2 separate regions of the Homo sapiens genome follow, and region 2 is linked to region 1. Evidence: read pairs that join two places in POLR2A ChIA-PET (ENCODE). Cell type or tissue: MCF 10A. All regions are shown on one strand. Links, peaks and the distances in the headings refer to the core of each region. The heading gives the core; the rest is flanking DNA.

Region 1 (8,848 bases), core at 2,730-5,229:
TAAAAACTATTTTTGGTTGGTAGCATTTCAAAGCTTTTATCAAGACTTATTGACTGAAAAACAAACTTTGTCATATTTACATTTTTATCCAAGATGACATCAACATTTGGCTGAGCATAATCCAGATACGTAGAGCAAGTTGATTTTCATTTTCATAGTTGTTTTCCTTGGTTTCAACTTCTCAAACAAAAATATGCAAGGAACATGCAAGTTCATATTGAACATTTTGTACATAAAGCCTTATTTTAATGTCATTGTGTTCTTTCAAAGCTGCCAGTAGATTTCCCATCTAAGCAATAGCATTGATAACGACTCTGGTTCAGAAAAAGTAGAATTTAATACTTGATCATAAAGGATTAAACTCATCTCTTCAATCAATGTTCTAGTGAATGAAAAAAGCCTTCCTACATATAAAGGATGGGCATGGGGAAACTGAGTCTTGGGTACAAATATGGATCTGTCTGAAGAATGTGTACTTTAATGAAGAGCTTCACCAGCTGTTCTGCAGGCAGCAAGTCAGGGAGGAGGTTCTCTTGGCAACAGCAGCGAGATTGTTTGGATCCACTGAGAAAAGCTGGAGGGAAATAGGTTTAGATATTGTTTTAGAGGTAAATAAGTCTAGTCTTTGAGGACAAAGAAAAATTTAGCAGTATATTTTTGAATTGAATCCAATAACTGAATCTGAAAAGAACCATAGATCCTGAAGTGGATGAGCAGGGAGCTGCTGGCCTCAGGCCAGCTCGAGTCTAGGTCTGCCTGTCTTCACCCAGCTCTGGACATCAGCTCTCCTGTGGGTGTTAGAACTGTTACTTGAGAATATTTTGCAGGAATAGAGTTTTCATAGCATGAGAAGAGGGTTGGGGGTGAGGATGGGGAAGTAGATTTTAGGTGGCGAGTAATGTGGAGTATGATATCACTAAGCTTCAGAAATGCAAGTAGCCACGGAAATGTAAAAAGGGAAATTCAAGGTAAGATTGTAGATTCTTACTACCTAGGTTAGGGGTTGCAAACTCACATGGTTCTGGTGGGAACTATGAGTAAGGGGAGTGGACCCAGAATGGGAAGCAGCAGGGTGTGATGTGGACCCTGGATTGTATGTATTCCCTCTCTTAGGGCGTGGCTGCTTTTTATTTGCAGCTTTACCATTGCCATGCTGGAAAATCATCACATATTTCAAGATTTGCTGAAAATTTCTCATAAAAACTCAACTTTATGGGCAATTAATAAAAACAAACAAAAAACAATGTGAGGGCCATTACAATAAGGGCCAAACAGACATGTCTGTGGGCTAGATGAGGCCTGTGAGCTACCAGCTTGCAAAGCAGGCATGGCCATCAAGGATGTATGGTGGTTACAGTACTTTAAAATAGATCCTTTATCAGAGCTGGTATTGACATGAAAAAGCCTTAAATTATTTTCATTTTCCAGGCAGATGAGGTGGACTAGTATGTTTGGCATTATGGAGATAGCATGTTGAATTAAGAGCAATGGGCATCTGCCGTTCTAGCTTTGTGGGCTTTGGGGAGTCAGTTATCCTTCTAGGGCCTTAGTTCCTTATAACAGAGTGTAAGAATACTGTGTCTACCTTTCAGAGTTGCTGTGAGCTCCTTAAGGCAAAAATCAAGTCATATTCGCCTTTTAAATCTCCAAGGCCTGTATTAAATGTCTGCACATTGGATGAATGAACGGATGAAGGGATGAATTGTGAAAGCCCTATATGAGCTGTAAAGCATAGCTTGAATTTGTTACTATTCTCTTTCACAGTATTATAGATGATTAGATGATATTTGAGTTAAGATAAAAAGTGTTTAATTTGGACTCTTAACACAGGAATGTTACTTCCCCCAGTATAAAATGCTACATATCTTTCTATAATCAGTTTGAAAGGTTTGTTTTAGAATATCAAAGATATTTTACTTATCTTTCAGTCTCCATAATAAGCTGTTTTAACACCCAGCTTCCAACCCCCCACTAACATAAATACCAAATAGAAAATGAGTGAAATCACTGGGTTTGCATTATAAGAGCCATTTCAGCTTTGTCTCTGCCCATTAGCTTCAAACAATGCAACAGATGCCTGTTAACAGTTTCATGCCCATTTTTAATTAGCAGATGGAGCTGTGTTTGTGTCTGTGTTCTGCCCAGCACTCATTTGAGTGACAGGGTAGTGAGTGGATTAGACCTGGACTGAGCGTTTGGGTTGAATAAGGCCAAATTCTATTTAAAAAAAATATTTATATAAATATTTTTATATAGAGCCCTTGTGTATCTCACTGGAATAGCATATGTCTATAGTACTGATGTTTATGGTTATGTTTTATTCTCATCTTACAGAAAAAAATGATCATTTTATAGTTTAAATAAAGGGTTTTCTTTAGTCTTGAAACTGTCTTGAAGTGGCTTTCTTTTTTTTTTTCTTTCTTTCTTTCTTTCTTTTCTTTTTTTTTTTTTTTTTTTTTAAGACAGAGTCTTGTTCTTTCGCCCAGGCTGGAATGTGTTGGTGCAATCTCGGCTTGCTGCAACCTCCGCCTCCTGGTCTCAAGCAGTTCTCCTGCCTCAGCCTCTGGAGTAGCTGGGACCCCGGGTGCACACTACCATACCTGGTTAATTTTTGTATTTTTTACAGAGAGAAGGTTTCGCTGTGTTGTCCAGGCTGGTCTCAAACTCCTGAGCTCAAGTAATCTGTCTGCCTCGGCCTCCCAAAGTGTTAGCATTACAGTGAGCCACCACACCTGGCTGAAATGGCTTTCTTTAAAGACCCATTTCAATATGTTGGCATAGTATGTTGAGGAATATGCAAAGCTGGGATGAAAAATGTCAATCCTGATGGATTGGTAGTGGCTGCCAGGAATGCTGTGTTCTGTTGAGTTCTGAGGTCCTGTCTGAGCTCAGCAAGGCTGAGGGCTGTGATGGATTCCTAATGTCTGCCATGGACAGTAGGGAAAGAGAGGGAGGGCGGCAACTTCCTACACATTTGCTGTTTTCTAAAATGAATAGGTAGCTATTTGCTGTCCAACATGTTATGGCTAAATTTCAATATTAGTAATATTATTAGTAAATAATTATTAGATATAGTATGTCTGGAGAGGTGCCCTTTTCCTATGTTCAGTTTTGTGTTTTGGGATTTTTCTTATTTCAAGTTGAATTAATAAGAACCTGAAAGGAGGTAGGTACCTGGTTGTCCTTAGAGGAAGAAATAAATCTGCTTTTCAAAAAAAGTTACTTAGTTGCTTGGGACTTCCTTTGGGAGGCCGCATAAAGTGGTGGAAACAGTTTGGGAACAGTTCTCTACAGCAGCTCAATTAGCTGTGATGAAAGTATTTTCTTGCTGTCCTACTTGTAGCATTTAGCATTAGTTTAACTAGGCACTTTGGTATTTACCTGTTTACTGCAACTTTGGACATTTTCCTGGGAGCTCTCATCTTCCTCAGCCCAGAAGTTTAATTCTTGACTCTCAGGGAAAATGCTAACACTCTGCTTGTTATCATGTTCATCGTATTTAGGCTGGCTACCACTGAGAAAGCCTGGATAATGGTGGTACTTGTGGTCTCATGACAGCATTGCAGGATTTCAAAGCACTTTGCAAAAGCTCAGTTAGGTATAGAATCCCACTTCATTATGATAAAAACCATCTGCAGAGCTGTTAAGCAACGTGTAGTATTGCACGGCCTTCTGCTGGCAAAGCTAGGACTGGCGTGGCTTCCCATATCACATTATAATTTTGCATATTTTGGTGAAGAACTTGGCGGTAATTATTTTAATAAATCATAGATGTTATCCTGATGTATAAAGTGGAAGGACAACTCTGAAGATATATGGTCAAGTTTTAATGTGAAGTATTGGATAATCTATTAAAAGTTGAATTGTAAATTCGTTTCTTATGCAATATTTGTTTATCTGGAATGGATATTGCAGCATACTCTAATCTCCTTATGCACACATACATACGAATACACAAAATCCATTACAAAAAAAAGAGTTTGTGTTGGGAGATGTCAGTGACTAACCCTTCTGTAATTTGTTTATTGCTTATGAATTTGGATGTGATAGTTTTTTATGGTTTTCAACAAGGAATCGTTTACTTTTTCTCTTCTAAATATCTCTGAGTAAAATCTTGATACAGCATGGAAAACAATTCTTTATTGAGAGTCAACTGTTCCCCTTTTGGAATGACTCCAACCACTTTCTTGTTTCACTGTCTGTTAGCACCTCACCCATACCAAGATTTAGAGAGAGGGGATTGGGTTGGGAAGAGAAAAATGAAAACATTTCCCTTCCCCTATCTCTTTGGCTACTTGGTTCAGTCTCTTTTTGCTTTTGTTAGCAATTGGAGTAAACTATTGGATAAAGAGTTAGAAATGTCTCTGTAAAATAGTTTGAGAATTAATAGTGACCTTTGACTTCGATTTTTCTCTTACATTGTTTAGAACTAGATAATTTTTAAAAAATTGGTGCCTCTCTCTGCCATAGCCAGTAATGAACACAGACCAGGGTGTTGTCCACAAACAAATTTGAGTTGTTGCATTCCCTATTTTGTCTACATCATTTTGAAAATTTCCAACCTTATAGAAGGATGAAAAATTTGTGGGAAAAGTGAAATAATTTCTTTAACATGCACAAAATTCCATTATAATTAAGTTGAAAAACATGCATATATAAATATATATAATATCATCAGAGTTATGTCTTTATTTTGGCCCTTCAGCGTTCAACTTTGGGTTTTTTTTGTTTGTTTTTTGTTTCTTTGTGGGCTTTTTTTGAGACTTTGTCATCAGTCTGGAATTAGTGGCCTCCTGTGCACTACCACGCCCAGCCAATTTTTGTATTTTTTGTAGAAACTTGGCTTCACCTGTTGCCCAGGTTGGTCTTGAATCCTGAGCTCAAGTGATCTGCCCGCCTCAACCTCCCAAAGTGCTAGGATTACAGGTGTGAGCCACTGCCCCCGGCCAGCCTTCAACTTTGATAAGCACTATTACATTTTACATTTATGTTGTGATCTTATTATATGATTTACCGTTTTTTGTTCAAGTTATCTCTTAATTCTTATTTTAAAAAGTACGTAGGGCTGTGACAAACAATTGGTTTGTGTTTTGAATTATTCATGGCACAAACCCCTCCTGAAAACATCAGACTAGACTTTTCTGATCATGAAGGGTGAGTGCAGGCCTCGATGGTCTTCAGGTCTCTTCTGGCTGCAGCATTCTGTGAGTCTGTGAAATCAAACAGTGTCTATAAAAGGGTTTGTCCTTTTCTTTCTTCAGTTAATGATTGTGGATGAGGATTCTTTGCACTGGTAGACACTAGTGTTTTGATGACATGAAGACAGAAGAAGAAGTAGCATTAGTTAATTCAAACAAGCCTGTATTGATCTTGTAAATTGGCTAAAATCTTTGTTGTACTAAAGAGATTGCTTAATGTTTTTGAATCCTATTCTTTAAAATGTTTTGGTTTGAGTAATAAAGCTAAATATCACCAGAAAGATAACTTATTGAAAATTGTAAAAGTATTTCTTTGAGAAGAAATGTATAAAGTATTTTCAAATAGTCTCATTTACTTCCTGTAAAACATGGTGAGGCTAGGTGCAGTGGCTCACGCATGCAATCCCAGCACTTTGGGAGGCCAAGGAGGGAGTATCCCTTGTACCCAGGAGTTCAAGACCAGCCTAGGCAACATAGTGAGACACTCAACACCACAAAAAGAAAAAGCATGACAAGACAAAAAAAAAAAAAACCTCATGGTGAGATAGGTGAAAAATAGTCTAAAATAATAGGAAGCCCTTTGCTGGTGCTAAATTTCCATTTGACAGATGGTGGGCCTGAGGCCTAGAGGCATCGGGGTTGCCCAAGGTCACACAAAGCCTGACATTGAGCATTTGTTTTTTAATTTCAAATCTATTTTCTCTTACACCCCATCTGCCTTCATTTCTCTTGCTATGAAAAGACACTGATGGTTTGGCATACAGTCTGGGCGTAGTCAACATTTTGTGGGAGAAAAGGAAGGAATTAGACTAGGAGATCTGGGATGCAAGTATATATTCGGCCCTTGATTAGCCTTTTGCTTTGGGGTTAAAAGGGAGTGGCTGGGGGTGGGTGAGGTTTTAACTAGATTTCCAAGAACCTCTTTCCTCCTTGCTTTTGAAGTTGGGGGTGGGGGTACTATATTGGTTTGTCAGTCAGCTACTCATGCCAAACATTAGGTCATTATCACTTTCACTAAATTCACTCATTCAACACTTTTTGGTCTGCAAAATTTTGAAACGGGAAAGAGTTAATGAATACCCAGGCAATTTTAACACAATGATGAAAAAGGCTACAAAGGAGTAAATCTCCGTGTTATGAAAGTGTGCAGAGGAGAGGTCGAGGAAGGGCTCTAGGAGGGAATTATATCTCAGCTCAGATTGGACCCCAAAGGAGGAGTTAGTTGGGTAGAATGGAAGAGAGTAAGGAAGGGAGGCTCTCTGGGCAGAGCCACTCCTGCCCTCCAGAGAGATAGCATAGCCCTTGAAGGAGGAACTTGAAGACATCTTGTTTGGCTGAAGCCTCAGGTAAGTGGGGGATGTGACAAGAGGTGAAGTTGGGTCATTAGAGGGCAGAAGAGCTTCTAACCTTATTCAAGAGTCTGGACTTTATCCTAGAGCAGTAGGGAGCCACTGTAGGATCATATATGGGGAGGCCAATTAGGACGTTAAGAAACAACATCATTTGCCCATTCCCTTCACTTGGACCTTTGCCGTTTACAAAGTACTTTCACTTATGTTATTACTTTATGTAAACTACTCAATAATCATATAAGGTAGAAGGAGATAGATATCTCCTTGTTGTAGACAAGGAATCTAAAGTTCTGAGAGGGTAGTTGACTGATTAATCAAGTAAGAAGCTAGAGGGGCCAACACGTGAGCCTCGCACTTCAGTTCTGGACTGTACTCTAGCTGCAACAACCTCTTCCTCTCAAAACAGGTGCTGGAGTTTTCCACAGGACTCTGTGTGTTGGGCACTTACCCATAGGACCAGCCCCTTTCAGTGGTCTATAATAACTATTGGCCGGGCGCGGTGGCTCACACCTGTAATCCCAGCACTTTGGGAGGCCGAGGCGGGCGGATCCACAAGGTCAGGAGATCGAGACCATCCTGGCTAACACGGTGAAACCCCGTCTCTACTAAAAAAAAAAAAAAAAAAAAAAAAAAAAAATACAAAAAATTAGCTGGGCGTGGTGGCAGGCACCTGTAGTCCCAGCTACTTGGGAGGCTGAGGGAGGAGAATGGCGTGAACCCGGGAGGCAGAGCTTGCAGTGAGCCGAGATCGCGCCACTGCACTCCAGCCAGGGCGACAGAGCGAGACTCCGTCTCAAAAAGAAAAAAGAAAAAAAAGAACTATTAAAACTGACCAACAAACCCTTGAAAAGTATGTTGAGTGGGAAGATGAAATCAACCTCTCCTTGGACAAGCCTGAGTAATAGCTAATGCAAACATGCATCAAGTTCCCTCTTGGCCCCCAGAGGTCAGTGGACTTGTGGTTTGGGTCTCCCGGTTTCTAACTCAGGCCCTTAGGAAGCAATCAAATATGTGTGCAGCAGAATGGGAACAGGAGGGGACAGAGTTTAATTATGAATCTGACTCTTTCGTGAAAAGGAAACTAATTGTATCAGAAATCTCAGTGTTGTCTGTCCACATGGGGACTGTTGGTTTGTTATGCTTGTATGCTGTTGGCCTTAGACTACTAAGTGCTAGGAACAGCTACCTTAATTGTGAGCTTCCTTCCTTTGGCAATTTAAGTTTAAACTTCATGTCAGCCTGTCCTTTTATTTGAAGGTGAAATTGTGTCTATTCTAGCTTTTGTTTGTAAAAACCTTGTTTGGCAAAGTTTTCCTCGCAGACACAGTAGCATTGTAAACTAGATGAACACCTGATTTGTTTAAGTCTCCATAATGCCTCTGTGATCCAGAAAGCAGAGAAACCCGAGCAACTCAGCTTTTTATATAACGAAGTCCACTTGCTAAAACGCATGAGCTTGCCTCATAGGGAAGTCTCTGAGCCCTCTCTTAGCCTTTATAGTCTTGATTTATGCAGTGGTCATTGGTTTCTCTATGGCCCAAAAAGATTAGGAGCAGGGCTGAGGGCCTCTTGGAGGCAGGCCACCAACATCGGAGAGGAAAAATTGGCAGTGTGGGACTATGGAAGACATTCATTATGTGACTTCAGACATGTCAACAGTAAACTTCCTGGGCTTTTATTTCTTCGTGTATGAAAAGGAAATGTTGTCCTAGATACACTGTAAAGTCTCTGTCCAAACTCTGATCCTAAGTTATAACCAATGGACTTACTGACAAAATGGAAAAAGTAGACATAAGAACTCAAAATAATGGTGTAGCTAAAAGAACTTGGGCTTTTGAGATAGAAACTCCAAAGTTCAAATTCCTGTTTGAAAGCCTTGGGCAAATTATTCAGTCATTTTCTTTATTATAAGAAGGATAGAAACTCCCTTGTAGGACTTTTATTTTTTGAGAATTGAATGCTGTTACTGTGTGTATGATGTGTTTGTCACATGGAAAGCACACACAAAAAGTGTGTAAATGCATATGAATGAAATCAGCCCCTAGTTCACTGAGGGTAGGTCCAGACAGCTGTAAGAACCTTGGTAATCTTTGGGGGCTTCATTGTTACAGCACTTGATTTTAATAAGAGCTAACATTTATTGAGTGCTTACTGTATACCAAATTCTAGGCATTAACATTATTCATGGATTGACCCGTTTAATTCTTGCAACGCGTCTTAGTTGTGTTCCGTTATCCCTATTTTCCAAATGAGGTAATTGAGGCACAGAATGTTTGAATAACCTTTCAAGGTCATATA
Region 2 (8,848 bases), core at 4,465-6,964, 390 kb after region 1:
ATATACATCCCTTATAAGCTTATCATTCAGACATACTGTAGTTCAGAAATTTTATGTTTAGAAACTGTGATTTAAAAGTTGATTTTTAGGGCCGGGTATGGTGGCTCATGTCTGTGATCCCAGCACTCTGGGAGGCTAAGGATTACAAATAGGCATTAGGTTTCTGGGGATGCTCAGGTAACTTTTTAAAACCCATGAAGAGATGACAGTGGTAGTGGAGATTGTTCTCTACTAATCCAACTAGGGTTTACTATAATAGCACTTTCTTAGGGGAACTCCCCAGGAGGCCCTACTGGGCACACCAGTCTCCTTACCTTCTGCTTTGGCTGTGATCCTGAGGATGTCCCCACCTCTTGGCAGGCAGTACCAAAAGGGAGAACAGAGAGGGGTTCTCAAGGCAGTTAGGGCCACCATTTTTTAAACTGAGGGTTTGAAAAACCAGGCTCAGCTTATATTGCCTCTTTATGAATCATCTTATGGGCCTGACCTGATCATGTCTATTCCTTTTTGGTATCTCATGTGGTCTTAGAAGAAAAGGACTAACTTTCCATTATCTTGTGCATAAATCAGCAGGGAGACCACTACATGGTCACCTTGTAAGTTTAAGCAACTCAAAAAGGCAGGGAGGAAGAAAATGTTGGAAAGCAAGAAGATGCTGGAAGATGCTGGGAGAAGGCATAAAGAGCCTCCTTTGCATTGGAGAGAAGATGAGGACAGGAAGGAAGGCTGCGAGAGGTGCTTTGGTTTCAGAAAAGGAGCAGGGTGATGGCAGGGGCTTTGCCTGGCAGGTAGAAGGAACAAGAGAGCAGTCTAGTATTTATGTGCATTTCACATAAATGCAGATGAGTTACTGTGAAATGTTGATAGATTCTTTCAGTAATCTCAGTGCTCCTCAGGGTATCAAATTCCTGAAATTAAAGCTTCTAAACAGTTACTAAAGGAGATTTAGAATACCACCTGCCAACTCAGTAGTAGCCCTCTGAATGACCCCATGCTTCCACACACGGGGAGACCCCTTCAGAAAGTGGGTCTGTACAGGTTAAATATAGGGGGGGGAAAAAGGCTTCTCTGCTGTTGAGGCATTTCTGCTTCTCAGTGTTGTGTGGCTAGGTAGCACAGGCAACAATGTCTTGCTGGTGAATCATAAACCATCTGGCTAATGGGATGGAGAGGCTGGAGTGACAGTATTTCAGAGTCATACTCTCCCTGCCTTCTTATTTGCCTGTGAAAGTTTCAAGCAGACATTGTCAATTAAAAAAAATGAGCTAGGCACAGTGTGGCTCATGCCTGTAATCTCAGCTACTGGGGAGGATTGCTTGAGCCCAGGAGTTTGAGGCTTCAGTGAGCTATTTTATACTCCAGCCTGCATGACAGAGGAAGAAGACCTTGTCTCTTAAAACAATTTTTTAAAAAATTGTGGTAAAATATACATAGAATAAAATGTAACATTTTAAGTGTCTTAAGTGTGTAATTCAGTGGCATTAAGCACACCCAAAATATTATACAACCATTACTACTTGTAAAAATTTTTGTCATCCTAAACAGAAACTCTGTACCCATTAAACAGTAACTCATTACTTTTCCTCTCTTGTTCCCAGTAACTCTTATTGTATCCTCTATGAATTTGTCTATTCTAGGCACCTCATATAAGTGGAATCATACTATATTTATCCTTTTGTGATTGGCTTAACTTAGTGTATATTCAGGGGTCATCCATGTTGTAAGCATGTCTCAGAATTTACTTCCTTTTTGAGGCTTAATATTCTCTGGTATGTATAGACTACATTCTGTTTATCCATTCATCTGTTGACGACACTTGGGTTTTTCCCACCTTTTGGCTATTATAAATAATGCTGCTATGAACACTGGTGTAGAAGTATCTGAGTTCCTGCTTCCAGTTCTTTTGGGTATATACCTAAGAGTGGAATCGCTGAATCATAATTCTGTTTAACTTTCGGAAGTACTGCCAAACTTTTCCACAGTGGCTGTACCATTTTACATTCCCACCAGCAAGGTACAACGGTTTTGTTTTTTTTTTTTTTTTTTTTTTTGAGATGGAGTCTCGCTCTGTCGCGCAGGCTGGAGTGCAGTGGCATGATCTCAGCTCGCTGCAACCTCCACCTCCCAGGTTCACGCCATTCTCCTGCCTCAGCCTCCCTAGTAGCTGGGACTACAGGCACCCGCCACCATGCCCGGCTAATTTTTTGTATTTTTAGTAGAGATGGGGTTTCACTGTGTTAGCCATGATGGTCTCGATCCTCCTGACCTCGTGATCTACCCGCCTCGGCCTCCCAAAGTGCTGGGATTACAGGTGTGAGGCACCGCACCCAGCCGGTACAAAGGTTTTAATTTCTCCACTTGCTAGCTAACACGTTATTTTCTGCTTTTGTTTTTGTCTTTTAAATAACAGCCATCCTAGTAACTGTGAAGTAGTATCTCACTATGGTTTTGATTTGCATTTCCCTAGTAATTGTGATGTTGAGCATCTTTTTATGTGTCTGTTGGTCATTTGTGCCTCTTTGGAGAAAAGTCTATTAAAGTCCTTTCCCCATTTTTGAATCAGTTTGTTGCTGAGTTTTAGGAGTTCTTCATATATTGTGGCCATTAATCCCTTATCCAGATACATAATTTGCAAATATTTTTCTCCCATTCTGTGGTTCTCTTTATAGTATCCCTCAATACACAATTTTTTAATTTTGATAAAGTTCAGCTTATCTATTTTTTCTTTTGTTGCCTGTGCTTTGGGTGTCATATCAAAATCATTGCCAAATCTAATGTCATGAAGCTTTTCCCCTACATTTTCTTCTAAGAGTTTTATAGTTTTAAGACTTATGTTTAAGACCTTTGATCTATTTAAATTTTTGTATATGGTGTAAGAGTCCAACTTAATTCTTCTGCATGTTGATACCTAGTTTCCCCAGCACCATCTTTTGAAAAGATTGTCCTTTCCCCATTGAGTAGTCTTGTCATTCTTGTCAAAAATCAGTTGACTATATAGTAAGAGTTTTTTTCATTGGTCTGTATGTCTGTCCTTATGCCAGTGCCATCCTGTTTTGATTACTATACCTTTGTAGTAAGTTTTAAAATTGAAAGTATGAGTCCTATAACTTTGTTGTTCTTTTTCAAAATTGTTTTGGCTATTCAGGATTCCTTGAGAGTCCATGTGAGTTTCAGGATGGGTTTTCTATTTCTGCAGAAATTTCTATTGGGATTTTGAGAAGAATTGCATTGGATCTGTAGATTGCTTTGGGTAGTAATAATCATGTTAACAACATCAAGTCTTCCAGTCTATGAATGCAGGATGTCTTTAAAAATTTCTTTCAGCAATGTTTTGTAGTTTTCAGGTATAAGTCTTTTGTCTCCTTAAATGTATTCCTAAGTACTTTATTCTTTTTGATGCTACTATAAATGGAATTATGTTAATTTCGTTTTTGGAAATACCTAACAATGAATACATTGTTAGTGTATAGAAATGCAGCTAATTTTTGTGTGTTGATTTTGTATCCTGTCTTTTCATTCCCTTGACAGTATCTTTTACAGAGCAAAAATTTTTAATTTTAATGAAGTCCAACTTATAAATCCTTCTTTCATGGATTGTGCCTTTGGTGTTGCATCTAAAAAGCCATTGCCAAATGCAAGGTCATCTGGATTTTTTCCTATGTTATCTTCTAAAAGTTTTATACCTTCAGTCCACTTTATTTGTTTTTGTGGAGGGTATAAAAGTCTGTGTCTAGAATTTTTTTTTTTTTTTTGGCATGTGAATGTCTTTCAATTTTGTTCTTCTTCAATGTTGTATTTGCTATTCTTGGTCTTTTGCCATTCCATAATAAACTTTAGAGTAATTTTGTCACCATCCACAAAATAATTTACTGGTTTGAGATTGCACTGAATCTATAGATGAAGTTGACATCAATATAGAATAAAACTGACATCAATAGTGAGTCTTCCTATCCATGAATACAGGATGTCTTTATGTCTTTTAAAATTTCTTTCAGCAACATTTTATAGCTTTCAGGTAGTTAACTTTTTAACTGTAGGGTTTTACATGAGATCATGTGATCTGTCAGCAGAGATAATTATACTTTTTCCTTTTCATTTTGGATGCTTTTTTCTTGCCTGATTGCTTTAGCTAAAACTTCCAATATTATGTTGAACAGAAGTGGCAAAAGTGAGCATCCTTGTCTTCCTGATCTTGGAGGCAAAGCTTTCAGTCTTTCACCATTGAGTGTGATATTCACTGTGGGTTTTCATATATGGCCTTTGTCATGTTGAAGTTCTCCTTTTTTCTAGTTTGAGTGTTCAAATGATGATTTTAAATGTGGAAAATTCTGTGTTTCCTTTCCTTATTTCTTATTCTCCCTATGACCCCCGCTGTCCCCGCCAAGGCCATAGCTTTTTACATGATGTAACAAATACTTGCTGAAGAAAGCACCCATGACTTCAGCTGCAGAGCTCACAAGCACCATAGTGATCAGTCTGAAGGGATTATTAGTGCCAGCCAGCCAGTCTGCTGTGTAGTCAGTGCTCTTTCTTTGTAGCCAGAGATGTAGGACTTGGGAGGCTCCTGAGAACAGCATCACTCTATTTGCAAGTTTGGTTGTAATGTCTGAGACTTGCTTCAGGAATTGTAATGTCAAAATATAATACATCCTTTCCCAGGAACCATCACTGACATAAAATAGCAGGTTGAGCAGGTTGGCAATGTAGTATTTGTGGGAAATTGAGGAAAGAATGGTTAACTGTCCACTGGAGGTTGAGAAAGTCTCAAAGAAGTGAGAATTGAATTGAGTTGCAGGGAGGCGAGAATTGAGTTGTAGGGAGGCAGGCATAGGAATGTGCCTTCTAGGTACTAGGATCAGGCAACAAAGGCATATTCAAGACTGTCTAGTCCTCTGCCACACCTTGCCTCCACTAACTTTCCCTGAAGGGGCGCTGTCTGCTACTGTCGCGGACACAAAGGCTGACTATGGCTTGGAAACTTGAGTACAGAGACAAGAGCGCTTTTCTGTACACAGCTAGGTTTCTGCTTGCTACCCAACTTTAATATATTATTTAAAGATACATACATGTTCTATAAAGACAAATGACATAAAAGTCAGGATAATGGCTACTTCTGGGCAGAGGAAGGGGAATTATCTTTGGTAAGAAGCACATGGCCACACAGGTTGTCCACTGCACAACTCTAGGAGAGGCCGTGCACAGAGACCCTGGCTCCTTGAGTACTCGAGAAAATCCAAGTGTGGGGTCCATAGGCATTCATATTTTTTCTACAGAATAACGTGTATTTTATATAGATTTATGAATATCTGATTGCATCAGGAATTGGCACAGGGGCCAAAGAGTAAATACAGTAAGTCTTCATTTAATGTCATCAGTAGGTTCTTGGAAACTGCAAGTTTAAAGCAAAATGACATACAGCAGGTCCTCCAATAATAGTTTCCTTTAACGTTTAGTTATAACATTGATGAGAAAAAAGTGGTTTATCGTTGCTTCACATAAGGTCACAATTTTCAAGAACCTGTCATGATATTAAGTGAAGATTTACAGTGTTTTAGGCTTTGCACCACATAAGGTCTCTGCCCCAGTGACTCAGTTTGGTGTAGTGTAAAAGCAGCCAGACAATAATGTAAACAAGTGGGCATGGCTCTGTTCCAATGAAACTTTATTTACAAAACCAGGTGGCTGGCTGGATGTTTTAGGACTGTAGTTTACTAAACCCCAGGTTACACAATTACATCTTTAAATGAAAAAAAATGTAGCTGTGATTTATCTAGGAACTGAGAGTACAGCGTCTGGACAGAGAAGGTTGATAGTGTAGCCTTCTGTGATCTATGTTTATTTTTAAATTATCTAAATTTGACTTTTTTTTATGAGTTTGGAGCTTTGTCCTGTATAATGTAACATATTGACAGAAAACTACAATTGAAACTTTAAATTCATCAGGAAACCATTTTATCAGAATTATCCAGATGAATTATCATTAATAGTAAAACCAACACAATTGATCATCACCAGATGTCAGGCATGATGCCAGGTGCTCTACACATTATTTCTCTTCCTTATAATAGTTCTTCAAAGTAGGTATTATTTTTTGTCTCCAGTTTGCAATTGAGAAAGGTTAACTTTTCTAAGGTCGTATAGCTAATAAAGCTGAGATTTTAAACCTGGGTCTTTTTTCTACAGTACATTGCCTCTACAAAAGGCATCTTGTTTTAATGCTGCCAAAATCAATTTGTTTAGATTGTCTTCGCAGTTTTACCGACTTAGAAGAACTTGATGAGACAGAGTTATATATGTGCCATAAATGCAAAAAGAAACAAAAGTCCACAAAAAAGTTTTGGATTCAAAAACTACCCAAGGTGAGTGTTGAATTTTGAGTTATGAAGCAATTTCAATGGGAAAGTGCTTGACTGCTAAGACCATGTCTATAACTTTACACTATGTGAACTGTTCTGTATTTTTCTCTAGGATTTTCAGTAAAAGCTAAACCCCTTACAGAATGAATGCATAAGGTATGCATGGAAGAATGATTGATAGGGCAGCTAAAATGTTATTTACTGAACTGATAGTAGTATCAAACTTTGACTGAAAGGTAAATTAGGTGTTCACAATCTTTGACCGCATCTCTGTCCTCCAGGTGCTATGCTTACATTTGAAAAGATTTCATTGGACAGCATATTTAAGAAATAAAGTTGATACATACGTAGAATTTCCACTGAGAGGCCTAGACATGAAATGCTACTTACTAGAGGTAAGGTGGTTACCTTTTTAGCATGGTGAAAAAATGGCTCTTCAGTAAGATTGTCATCACATGGAGAGGGTAGAGGTCATCGAGATACTGATGTCATTGACCACTGCTCCTTCTTCCTTGTTCTGTAGCCTGAGAACAGTGGCCCGGAGAGCTGCCTGTATGACCTCGCCGCTGTGGTGGTGCACCATGGTTCCGGGTGAGTACAACAGCCAGCTTCTGGTGGGTGGGAATACCTGGTGGCCAGCCCAATGACCTGCAGTTTTGTACCACTCTTGCTAGTTCTTCCTAAAAAATGGATTCAGATAAAGTAGGTGAAATTTCCTTCAGTTTTGGTGCGGAAGAGTACTCCTCAGATGATGTTGTGAAGGCTTAAGGGAAGGTAAATAAAAGTGAAATGAAGAATGGTTCATTTGAACCCAGTATTTACGACCCAGTCTTTATTTGTCCACAAACTCCAAAGTTGCTTATTCGTTTACCAACTGAAATTTAAATGGGGCAAAAGGGGAAATTACTTGGAATAACTTACTCCATATCATCTACTTTAAAGACTCATTTTAAGTCTTGTTAAAAAACATTAATTTTTTCCCCTGAAAGTTTGTATGAGGGGTCTAACCTTCTGGTTTTTGGTTTGAGAGTGGCTATTTTACCTTCAAACTTAAGACTACTATATGTGGGCAGACGACTATCCATGTTGAAAATCCTTTTCCCGCAGAGCTGTGATAAAGTAACGTCTACACTCACATAGTGTTATGAATGACAAGTCTGATTCTCACTACTTTACAGGCACCTGGCTTTTTTCTCCTTGGAGTGTATTCCTGCTTGGTAGTTGGTAGGGACACTTTTAATTTGGTGCCTTCAGCTCATGAAACTCTCTATACTGTAGGTCTGAAATCATTTGTTCTCTGTACCCCTATTATATGCATAGTGAATTTCCTGGATCTCCCTTCCACATGTCTTAAATACTCTAATGATTTCTGTCTGTGTTTCTAAAGACTGCCATGGCCTACTTTTCCAAATCACCAATTTGGGTTTCATCTGTATCCAAATAAAAGATAAGCTCCTCCATAAAATATTTATATTAAATCAGTCACATTTTTCTGACAACTTTTTCGTAACAGCCTATTCTTGTTTTATGATTGCACTATCTTTTTGAAACTATTAGCACTAATTTAAAAATGTAAAGTTCTCTTAGGTTTTCTGCATTCAATTCCTCAGGGTTGATTGCCTTGCTTGTTCTTCCCGGTATTTCTTTCCCCTCAAAAATGTGATTTTGTAGGCGTGCAAAAGGCTTGTTTTTAAAATTTGGTTTTGGTGGTTTATTTGGAATCATAGTAAATGATGAGATGGATCTTTATTATTTAAATAGGGTTTTCCTGGCACCTACAAAGGTCTGTTCTAGCTGCAGGCCTTCCGTCTGACTTGGAGGACTGACTCCAGGGTTGTGTGTGTGAGTGGGTGGGTCATGCTGATAGGGTAGAGCCCCTGATGACCACGGTGTCAGGGAAGGGTGCCCTTCTTTGTTAAGCTTAGTTTTTTCCTAAGATTCTGATGGGAAAACCTGGTACCTAGTTTTCCATGTTTCCGTAGGCTTTGACCTGTGCTTGTTAGGTTGCGAGTTCCTCATCTCTGTTTTCTCCATTAGTCCAGGGCCATCTGCTTTGTGTTCTAGCAAACCCTCGATTTCTGGTCAGTTTGGAGGAAGGTAAAAACATTAATTTAACAAGCATCTTAAATCAAAAGTCTAGGATGTATTCTTATTAAAATTTAAATCTAACATTATATAGTTGTACAGGTCTTTTTGTGATTTCTGAGGTTCTTTTTTCCTTTGGTCTTTTGCCTTTACAGGGTTGGTTCTGGACATTACACAGCATACGCAACTCACGAAGGCCGCTGGTTCCACTTCAATGACAGTACTGTAACACTGACTGACGAGGAGACTGTGGTGAAGGCGAAGGCCTACATCCTTTTCTACGTGGAACACCAGGCCAAAGCTGGATCGGATAAACTTTAATACCTCCTCCAAATCATCATTCACCAACCATACCAGAGAAACATTTCCAGTTTTCCACAAATACTTGATACAAGATTTAATTTCAT

Evidence for each region. ChIA-PET counts read pairs that join two places held together with the same protein. Peaks named below come from ENCODE experiments on the same cell type or tissue, not always from the same donor. Only the 100,000 strongest peaks of a DNase experiment are listed, where the experiment ranks them.
Region 2: POLR2A ChIA-PET joins it to region 1 with 5 read pairs; 3 of 35 experiments call an interaction of 5 or more read pairs at or near these places.

What each region holds. Positions count from the first base shown.
Region 1 is chr15:63,194,933-63,203,780 of GRCh38, forward strand. All of the region lies in intron 1 of RAB8B (RAB8B, member RAS oncogene family), which reads left to right. Among named protein-coding and RNA genes, the nearest start is that of RAB8B, 9.8 kb to the left of the region's middle. In MCF 10A, for the core only: no CTCF peak of the experiment used is centred there; no DNase peak of the experiment used is centred there.
Region 2 is chr15:63,582,065-63,590,912 of GRCh38, forward strand. USP3 (ubiquitin specific peptidase 3) reads left to right here. Exons shown (of 15, transcript NM_006537.4): 12 at 6,241-6,359; 13 at 6,638-6,751; 14 at 6,880-6,947; 15 at 8,597-8,848. The coding sequence ends at 8,762. USP3-AS1 (USP3 antisense RNA 1) reads right to left here. Exons shown (of 3, transcript NR_034080.1): 3 at 5,646-7,036. Among named protein-coding and RNA genes, the nearest start is that of FBXL22, 11 kb to the right of the region's middle. RefSeq lists an enhancer at 8,401-8,848. In MCF 10A, for the core only: no CTCF peak of the experiment used is centred there; a DNase peak (open chromatin) is centred at 5,637.